Regions from separate parts of the Homo sapiens genome. Here region 2 is linked to region 1. Evidence: read pairs that join two places in POLR2A ChIA-PET (ENCODE). Cell type or tissue: OCI-LY7. All regions are shown on one strand. Each heading gives the region's core, and the rest is flanking DNA. Links, peaks and the distances in the headings are about the cores only.

Evidence for each region. Peaks named below come from ENCODE experiments on the same cell type or tissue, not always from the same donor. Only the 100,000 strongest peaks of a DNase experiment are listed, where the experiment ranks them.
Region 2: POLR2A ChIA-PET joins it to region 1 with 5 read pairs; 3 of 35 experiments call an interaction of 5 or more read pairs at or near these places.

The regions. Positions count from the first base shown.
Region 1 is chr1:174,276,351-174,280,749 of GRCh38, forward strand. RABGAP1L (RAB GTPase activating protein 1 like) reads left to right here. Exons shown (of 26, transcript NM_001366446.1): 10 at 2,263-2,429. Among named protein-coding and RNA genes, the nearest start is that of RABGAP1L, 120 kb to the left of the region's middle. In OCI-LY7, for the core only: no CTCF peak of the experiment used is centred there; a DNase peak (open chromatin) is centred at 2,320; H3K4me3 peaks cover 2,720 bases; H3K27ac peaks cover 4,000 bases.
Region 2 is chr1:174,710,607-174,715,005 of GRCh38, forward strand. The region is part of intron 17 of RABGAP1L (RAB GTPase activating protein 1 like); the gene reads left to right. Among named protein-coding and RNA genes, the nearest start is that of RABGAP1L-AS1, 240 kb to the right of the region's middle. RefSeq lists an enhancer at 1,790-1,899. In OCI-LY7, for the core only: no CTCF peak of the experiment used is centred there; no DNase peak of the experiment used is centred there.

The DNA.
Region 1 (4,399 bases), core at 206-4,205:
TTGTTGCCCAGGCTTGTCTTGAACCTTTGACCTCAACTGATCTTCTTGCCTTCCAAAGCACTGGGATTACAGATGTGAGCCACTGCACCTGGCCTGAATTAATTTTATTAGATTATAGAGAAAGCATTTGGGCTTTGTTTTTCATATACCACTATAGAGTTATTTCATTTGTGGAGACTAGTGATGGAGAAATATTAAAGAAAATGATGAAAAGGAAATATTTTAGAATTTTGAATATTTTTAAATTATTAACTATTTTTGCATTATAGTTTACTTATAGTTTTTCATTTATTAATTATTGGCTCCAGTCTTTTGGCCTTCGGGATGCTTGTAATATATATTAAATATTTCAGTTGTAGCAAATAGTTTTTTCTTAGTTTTTTAACTTTTCATATTATTTATCATGTCTAGTATTGAACAGAATGTATAAATGTTGAATAGTCACATTTTTCGTTGTTCCATTGTGTTTTTTCATTCCTACTTCATCCAGATAGCTGTTAATTGCCTGTTTTTTGCCCCTTCATTATCTACTTTTAAACTAAATTTAAAGTTTTACCTGCCGAGTTATATGCCTACCCTAAGTGCTTTACTGTCATTAAACCATTAATTCATATTTAGAATATAATGGATCAGTTTGTTTTATCATTAATTTTTATATTATTTAGTTTATACCCACAGTAGACTTTTGGTTACTGACAGGAAGCATTCGTGAATACTGATATGAAAATATAATATGTTAATGAAGGGCATTAAAATGATAATTATTCTTTCATTTCCTTAAAGAGAGTATTCACCATTTATATAAATCACATACATTGATCACATATTAAGCTGTCTAAAAATAAAGGCTAAACAGAAAAAAAGATTATATAAAATTTAACTTTTCATTTATTAGCAGTAAATAATTTTTAGACCCACAATTTGTTATTTCTGGAGACAGGCTTGCAAATACCTGTAACTTCTTTCTTATACTTGTTCAGAAGGAAGCCACAAAAATGATAAAAATAAGCCAGTTGACAGTTTTGAAGAACAAAATATAAGAATTTTGCATATCAAGTTATAAAAATAGTTTTTATGTTTTTAATGTAACACCTAGTTTAGTTTTATTTTGCAATAAAATATATATTTGGTCCACAAAAGAAAATTTATTTATAATTTATTCTATTAAACTATATAATAGTATATTATAATATTCTGATTCAAAGTATACATTTTAAATTTAACATTATCTCATATGCCACACAAAAATGTTGCCCTGATTTTTAAAATTTCTAAATTATGTCCTTGAAATTACACATTACTCAGAGAATGTGTGATCAAATAAAGTTTGATTTTTATGGAAGAAGTTTAGAACCTGAGAGATGAAAAGTCTTGGATCTTTCCACTGCACTAAGATCCAGTTGAATGTTATATTCTGTCTTGTGTTATTACTCCTTACTCCTTTCTCTAAGGTCCTCCAGGTCAAGTATAATGTCTAACAAATTTTAGTTTCTCTTGAATTGGCAGGTGTATTTAGTAAGACTGTATTTAGTAAGAATGTAATAAAATTGTTATTGAATTTGAGAAGTAGTTGATGAATCTGAATGTTATATAATATTTAAAAACACTATTGAGGGTTTCTTCTAGTGGTGGCCTTGGTTATTTGGACTTTCCTTTAACAGAGAACTAAAAATTGTAAAGAAAATAAATTTTAAAAAATATTTAAAAAGGAATGAGGAAATTACAAAATGGTATGGAATGACCAGGCCATAGATTCAAAAACCTCAATGAGGCCAGGTGTGGTGGCTCACGCTTGTAATCCCAGCACTTTGGGAGGCTGATGGGGGTGGATCACCAGAGGTCAGGAGTTTGAGACCAGCCTGGCCAACATGGTGAAACCCCGTCTGTAGTAAAAATATTTTAAAAATCAGCTGGGTGTTGTGGCGGGCACCTGTAATCCCAGCTACTTGGGAGGCTGAGGCAGGAGAATTGCTTGAGCCCTGGAGGCGGAGGTTGCAGTGAGCCAAGATCGCTCCATTGTACTCCAGCCTGGGTGAGACTCTGTCTCAAAACAACAAACACTTAGGATTATTAGTTCCTAAGAAACATGCTTGGAGTACTTGCATACTTATTTAATCAAAATGTGAATAGAACAGTTAAAAATAAACATAGAAGGTATTACAATTGTAAAGAACTTTAATTCTTTCATAAGTGAGGAAACTTTGTTTAAAGTAGACAAGGAATAATAAAGCTCGCATAAAACCCAGAAAATTTCTACTACAGATAAGCAAGTATACATGACTGTGGCAGTGGATATGGTAGTCACAGAGGTGGTGGAGCCTGTTCGCTTTCTCCTGGAGACAGTAGTCCGTGTGTACCCTGCAAATGAGCGATTTTGGTATTTCAGCAGAAAGACTTTCACAGAGACTTTCTTCATGAGATTGAAACAGGTAGGACCTTTTTGTTCTCTTCATATATAGTAACAAACATTTTTCTTTCCACACTTCTTTTTTAATGCCAAGATAATTCCTGAAGTTGCAAAACAATACAATTCCTCAAAGAAATCAAATGATATTTGAAGTCAACCAATAGAGTGTTTGAAAAAGTCACATCTAGGTAATATTAGCTAAAAAAACCCAGCAAGTTTAATAATTACATACTTTTTCCCTAGAAACCTGTAATGTATGAACCTTCTTAACAGAAATATTGACTGCATATAAAACAACGTTTCTGCCTTTTATAAACAATTACTTAAAACCAAAAAGGCAGTGCACAGAAATATCATATGCTTATAAAATTTTAATGAAAATGTTTCTAAGAAATACCTAATTTCTATAGTTATTTCTGCCTGTAATATTAGATAGACAATATTATATGAACATCTTGTTTGACTCATCAGTGAGGTTATAAAATTATTTTAATATTAAATGAACAAAATTATGGTTTCTATGATATCCTCAAATTAGGCAGTATTAGTAGATAAAATATGTAACTTTTGTATTATAGCAAAGGAAGCAGATAATAATGAAAAATAACTTGAATGCTAATTGTGTGAGTTTTTAAAAAATCAGGATAAAAATGCTCTATTAGAATAATGAACATCTTTTATATGCTGTTTTTGTTAGTACTTTCATTCTCCCAAGTTTTAAAATGCTTGCTGCTTCATATACTATAATATGTGGACTGCTGTGTGATAAAAGCAGGCACCAGTACAGGAAACAAATATAGAAGCCTCTTACCCATTTTCATATTAAAAAAACTGCCATGGCGCATCTCGGCTTTATATACTATGTACTTGGAAATTATTGTGGTTTTAAAAAAATCTTTCATAAAATTATTATGGCTGTTATTTGACTCAGTTTTTATTACTGTGTGAACTGCTTTTATAGCATATTCTAATGAAGGTTATGTGAGCAATATTCAAACTTCAGTCTCCTGAGCATCTTTTAATATTTTATTATGAGACTTTTTTCCTGTCTTCCTTCCTCCCCATCCTTCTTTTTTAAAAAAATAGCTTAGTTATGACTATCCAATAATTCTTCATTTTGAGCCAAAGAATTATTCATAGTTGCATAATCGTGAATAAAGGAGCTGGAGCTGTATAGAAAGTTGTCATTCTTCTAATGATGATAAATTATAATGTAAATTATACCTCCTAGAGATCTGAGAAAATGTTAGGTTTTTCCCAGTTCTAGTACTTTTGACTGTCTGTCTGCCTGGAGAGAGAGAGAGAGAGAGAGAGAGAGAGAGAGAGAGAGAGAGACATTAAAGTAATTGTTAAAATTCATGTAAGTAATTATTGCAAGACCTGAGACTATAACTCCTTACCTTAAGCCAGAATATGCTGCTGTAAGGCCAGACTAGCTTCTTTCTACACCTCCAAAAGGTGGGTTGGTTTGGGGTGGTTGATGGTAATCTGGAGATGTTGGTCTACACTATACAACATTGGTAGAAAGAATGAATTAGGTGATTACCTAATGCAATTCAAAGTAACCTTTGAAAATCTGGGTCCAGGCCATTACTACTTTAAAGAAATAAAGAGAGAATGCATTGATTTCAGTTCTAAGTGATTTAGACACCTAGAACTTTTTCTTTCATTCTGAGAGTGTTGAACTTATTGAATGAAACCAGAACTTGTCCTGTACCCAGACAGGATTAGACCAGACTCCTGGGGGCAACACCAAAGTACATGAGATGCCCTGTTCCCAAACTATTTTTTCTTGGCAACTTTCTTCTCTCAAATATAGCAGAACTTTATGTGTGGGCAGTGGGGATGTATGAAAGTCTGCTTTGTTCCTGTTTACTGTCCACTCAGGGCCAAATGGCATTTCATTTCATTCATTGTCCATTTACTGGGAGCAAGGAGAGCACTTAACAAGAGGATGGAAACTAGAGTCTGGGAAAGTAAACTAGAGGCTGG
Region 2 (4,399 bases), core at 146-4,145, 430 kb after region 1:
TTTACAGACAAGCAAATGCTGAGGGATTTTGTCACCACCAGGCCTGCCTTACAAGAGCTCTTGAAGGAAGCACTAAATATGGAAAGACCAGTACCAGCCACTGCAAAAACAAAACAAATTGTAAAGACCATCAACACTATGAAGATACTGCATCAACTAATGGACAAAATAACCAGCTAGCATCATATGACAGTATCAAATTCACACATAACAAAATTAACCTTAAATGTAAATAGGCTAAATACCCCAATTAAAAGACAGACTGGCAAATTGGATAAAGAGTCAAGACCCATTGGTGTGCTGTGGAGCAGGGGGCGGTGCTCATCGGGGAGGCTCAGGCTGCGCAGGAGCCCACGGTGGCGGGGAGGCTCAGGCATGGCGGGCTGCAGGTCCCAAGCCCTGCCCCACAGGGAGGCAGCTAAAGCCCGGCGAGAAGTCGAGCACAGCAGCTGCTGGCCCAAACACAGCTTAGCAGTGCTAAGCCCCTCACTGTCTGGGGCCGGCAGGGCCAGCTGGCCGCTGTGAGTGCGGGGCCTGCCGAGCCCACGCCCACCCGGAACTCACGCTGGCCCGCAAGTGCCATGTACAGCCCCGGTTCCCACCTGCGCCTCTCCCTCCACACCTCCCTGCAAGCTGAGGGAGCCAGCTCCAGCCTTGGCCAGCCCAGGAAGGGGCTCCCACAGTGCAGCGGTGGGCTGAAGGGCTCCTCAAGTGCCGCCAAAGTGGGAGCCCAGGCAGAGGAGGCACTGAGAGTGAGTGAGGGCTGCCGGCACGCTGTCACCTCTCAGAGGGAGAGGCGTGGGTGGGAACCGAGGCTGCGCACAGTGCTTGCGGGCCAGAACGAGTTCCAGGTGGGCGCGGGCTTGGCGGACCCCGCACTCGGAGCGGCTGGCCTGCGCTGCTGGCCCTGGGCAGTGAGGTGCTTCGCACCCGGGCCAGCAGCTGTGGAGGGTGCACCAGTCCCCCAGCACTGCTGGCCCACCCGCACCACGCTCGAATTCTCGCCAGGCCTTAGCTGCCTCCCCATAGGGCAGGGTTCGGGACCTGCAGCCTGCCGTGCCCGAGTGCCCCCTGGCACTCCTGCCCTCCACGGGCTCCCGCACGCCCGAGCCTCCCTGACTGGCACTGCCCCCTACTCCGGGGGCCTGGTCACACCAACCGCCCAAGGGCTGAGGAGTGTGGGCACATGGCATGGGACTGGTGGGTACCTCCACCCATGGCCCTGGCACAGGATCCACTAGGCGAAGCCAGCTGAGCTTCTGAGTCGGGTGGGAACTTGGAGAACTTTTATGTTTAGCTAGAGGATTGTAAATGCACCAGTCAGCACTGTGTCTAGCTCAAGGTTTGTAAACACACCAATCAGTGCTCTGTGTCTAGATAATCTAGTGGGGACTTGGAGAACTTTTGTGTCTAGCTAAAGGATTGTATATGCACCAGTCAGCACTTTGTGTCTAGCTCAAGGTTTGTAAACACGCCAGTCAGCACCCTGTCAAAACGGACCAATCGGCTCTCTGTAAAATGGACCAATCAGCTGTCTGTAAAACGGACCAATCAGCTCTCTGTAAAACAGACCAATCAGCAGGATGTGGGTGGGGCCAGATAAGAGAATAAAAGCAGGCTGCCCGAGCAGTCACCTTCCGGACTGTGGAAGCTTTGTTCTTTTGCTCTTTGCAGTAAATTTTGTTGCTGCTCAGTCTTTGGGTCCGCACTGCCTTTATGAGCTGTAAGACTCACTGCGAAGGTCTGCAGCTTCACTCCTGAAGCTAGTGAGACCACGAACCCACTGGGAGGGACGAACAACTCCAGACGCGCCACCTTTAAGAACTGTAACACTCACCGCGAAGGTCTGCAGCTTCACTTCTGAAGCCAGCGAGACCACGAACCCACCATAAGGAAGAAACTCCAGACACATCTGAACATCTGAAGGAGCAAACTGTGGACACACCATCTTTAAGAACTGTAACACTCACTGTGAGAGTCTGCGGCTTCATTCTTGAAGTCAGCGAGACCAAGAACCCACCAATTCCGGACACAGTGGTTTTCCCCTGCAGTCAGGCTGCCCAGCAGTAGCTACTTTCTCTAAGAAGTTTTCCCTGATCACCCGTTCTTAAATGGATATATCCTTTTCCTTTCTCTCTTAGCACCCCGTGGTTGGTGTTTATTTATTGACTTACTTACTTACTCCTCCAACCTCCCCAGCCAAACTTTGCGTCATTCCATCAGTCAGTGGCCTGCTGGTGTCTGCCAGTGCTTGCTGGTGTGCTCTTCTGCTGGTGTGTGTTCCTCCCAACGTCCAGCCGCTTGTGTCTGTGCCCCCAGGGTCTTGGGGATTTTATAGACACAAGATGGGGGCATGGCGGACCAGGGTGGTCTTGGGAAATGCAATATTTGGGGACGAAAACAGAAATGCCTCTCCTGATTTAGGTCCAATGGCACAGGCCCAGAGGTGGAGCCCTCACCAGGAGCCCCACCCTTCTGCTCCCAGCACTTCCTTGCCCCCATACTATATCATTAAGACATACATTGAAGTGCTATGTATCTCACTTCTAGAAGTAAAACAATGTCAATGAGATTAGAAGCTTTATATATACCTCTTCCTGACTACATCTTCTTTGGTCTTCCTCAGGAGAACCATTATGAAGAATTTAGTGTTAATCATTCCCATGCATGTCTGTTTTTTTTACTACATATGTATGTATCTCTGGACAATTTATAATTGAGAATATTTGAAAAATATTATTGCAGTCTGATATGGTTTTGATATTTGTCCCTTCCAGATCTCATGTTGAAGTGTAATCTCCATTGCTGGAGGTGAGGCCTTGTGGGAGGTATTGGATGATGGGGGCAGATCTTTCATGAATGGTTTAGCACCATCCCCTTGGCAATGAGTGAGTTCTTATTCTGAGTTCATGGGAGATATGGTTGTTTAGAAGACTGTGGCACCTTTCCCTCAAACCCTGCTCTCGTTTACTCTCTCACTGTATGATGTGCTGGCTCGCCCTTGTCCTTCCACTGTGATAGTAAGCTTCCTGAGGCCCTCACCAGCAGCAGATGCTGGCACTATGCTTTGTGTACAGCCTGAAGAACTGTAAGCCAAAATAAAACCTCTTTTGTTTATAAATTACCCAGCTTCAGGTGTTCCTTTATAGCAAAGCATGAACCAGACTAACACACACTCACTAGTTTATCAAGTCTACCTCCAAAATAGGTCTTGAACCTTTATTCTTTCTCCAAGTCAGCATTATCTCCTATTCAGTAACTTCCTATCTGTTCTTCCCACTTGTCTTCCTGTCATTTTTTTCCCATTATTCTCCATAGCATCCAGAGAGGATTTTGTAAAACACATAACCGATTACACTCCTCTACTGAAAACCCTTCTGTGGTTTCCCACTAAATAAAACTCACATTGTTTCATTTGGCCTGCAGTTATTCCCTTCCTTCCTCCCCAGTGGTATCCAAAGGTCAGCCTTTTTCCTGCTCTTTGTAGTGGAACACTGGTCTTCTTTTAGTTTCTGGAACATTGAAAACATTTGTATATTTTTTAGGACAGCAGGGATGTTAATTTAAAAAAAAAAAGAAAAACATTTTTTCCTCTTTGTGCTTGGAATGAACTACTCACTCTACCTTGCTAGCTACTTCCTCTAAGAAATTTTCCCTGATCACCCATTCTTAAATGGATACATCCTTTTCCTTTCTCTCTTAGCACCCTGTGGTTGGTGTTTTATTTATTGACTTACTTTGTATTGCTTTTAAAATGCCTATTTCCCCCACCAGATTATAAATTTCTGAAAGGAAGAGCTATGTCTTTTTTGTGTGCAGCTGAATACCTAGTATCTAACTTTACATATGGTAGACATACTCAAAGTATCTGTTGAAGGAAAATAGGAATGAAGAAGTAACGGACATAATTATTTTTATCATCTTCATTTAAATTCTACAGGCTGAAAAATAACTTTGCTCTTGAGTTTTAAGAGGAAAAAATAAGTTGTTTTAGTTTAGATATTTTAAGAAACAGAAACCTAGACATAGTAGCTCCAGTACAGTGGGGGTTTATTGTAAAGATAGAGGAAATCCAGGAGAAGTTGAGCAAGTAGACTTCAGGAAGGACAGGCACCAAAGTTAACCTAGACACTCGTCTGTATTATTCTCTATCAATCTCTATGAATCAGATTTTCTCCCCTCTTTCCTGACCTACCTCTTTGTAGCTTTGTTTTTTTTACAGGGCCTAAAAGATCTCTAAGTATTTCTAGTGTGTGTGTAATTTAAGACTAAAATTCTTAATGTTGACTGCATTGAAAGTAGACATTTGATAAATGTAATATTAAGTAAAATTCTGATGCATCTCAAGACAAGCTATATATTAGCTTGGCATAGGAATTTAATTAGAGTGGAGCATAGC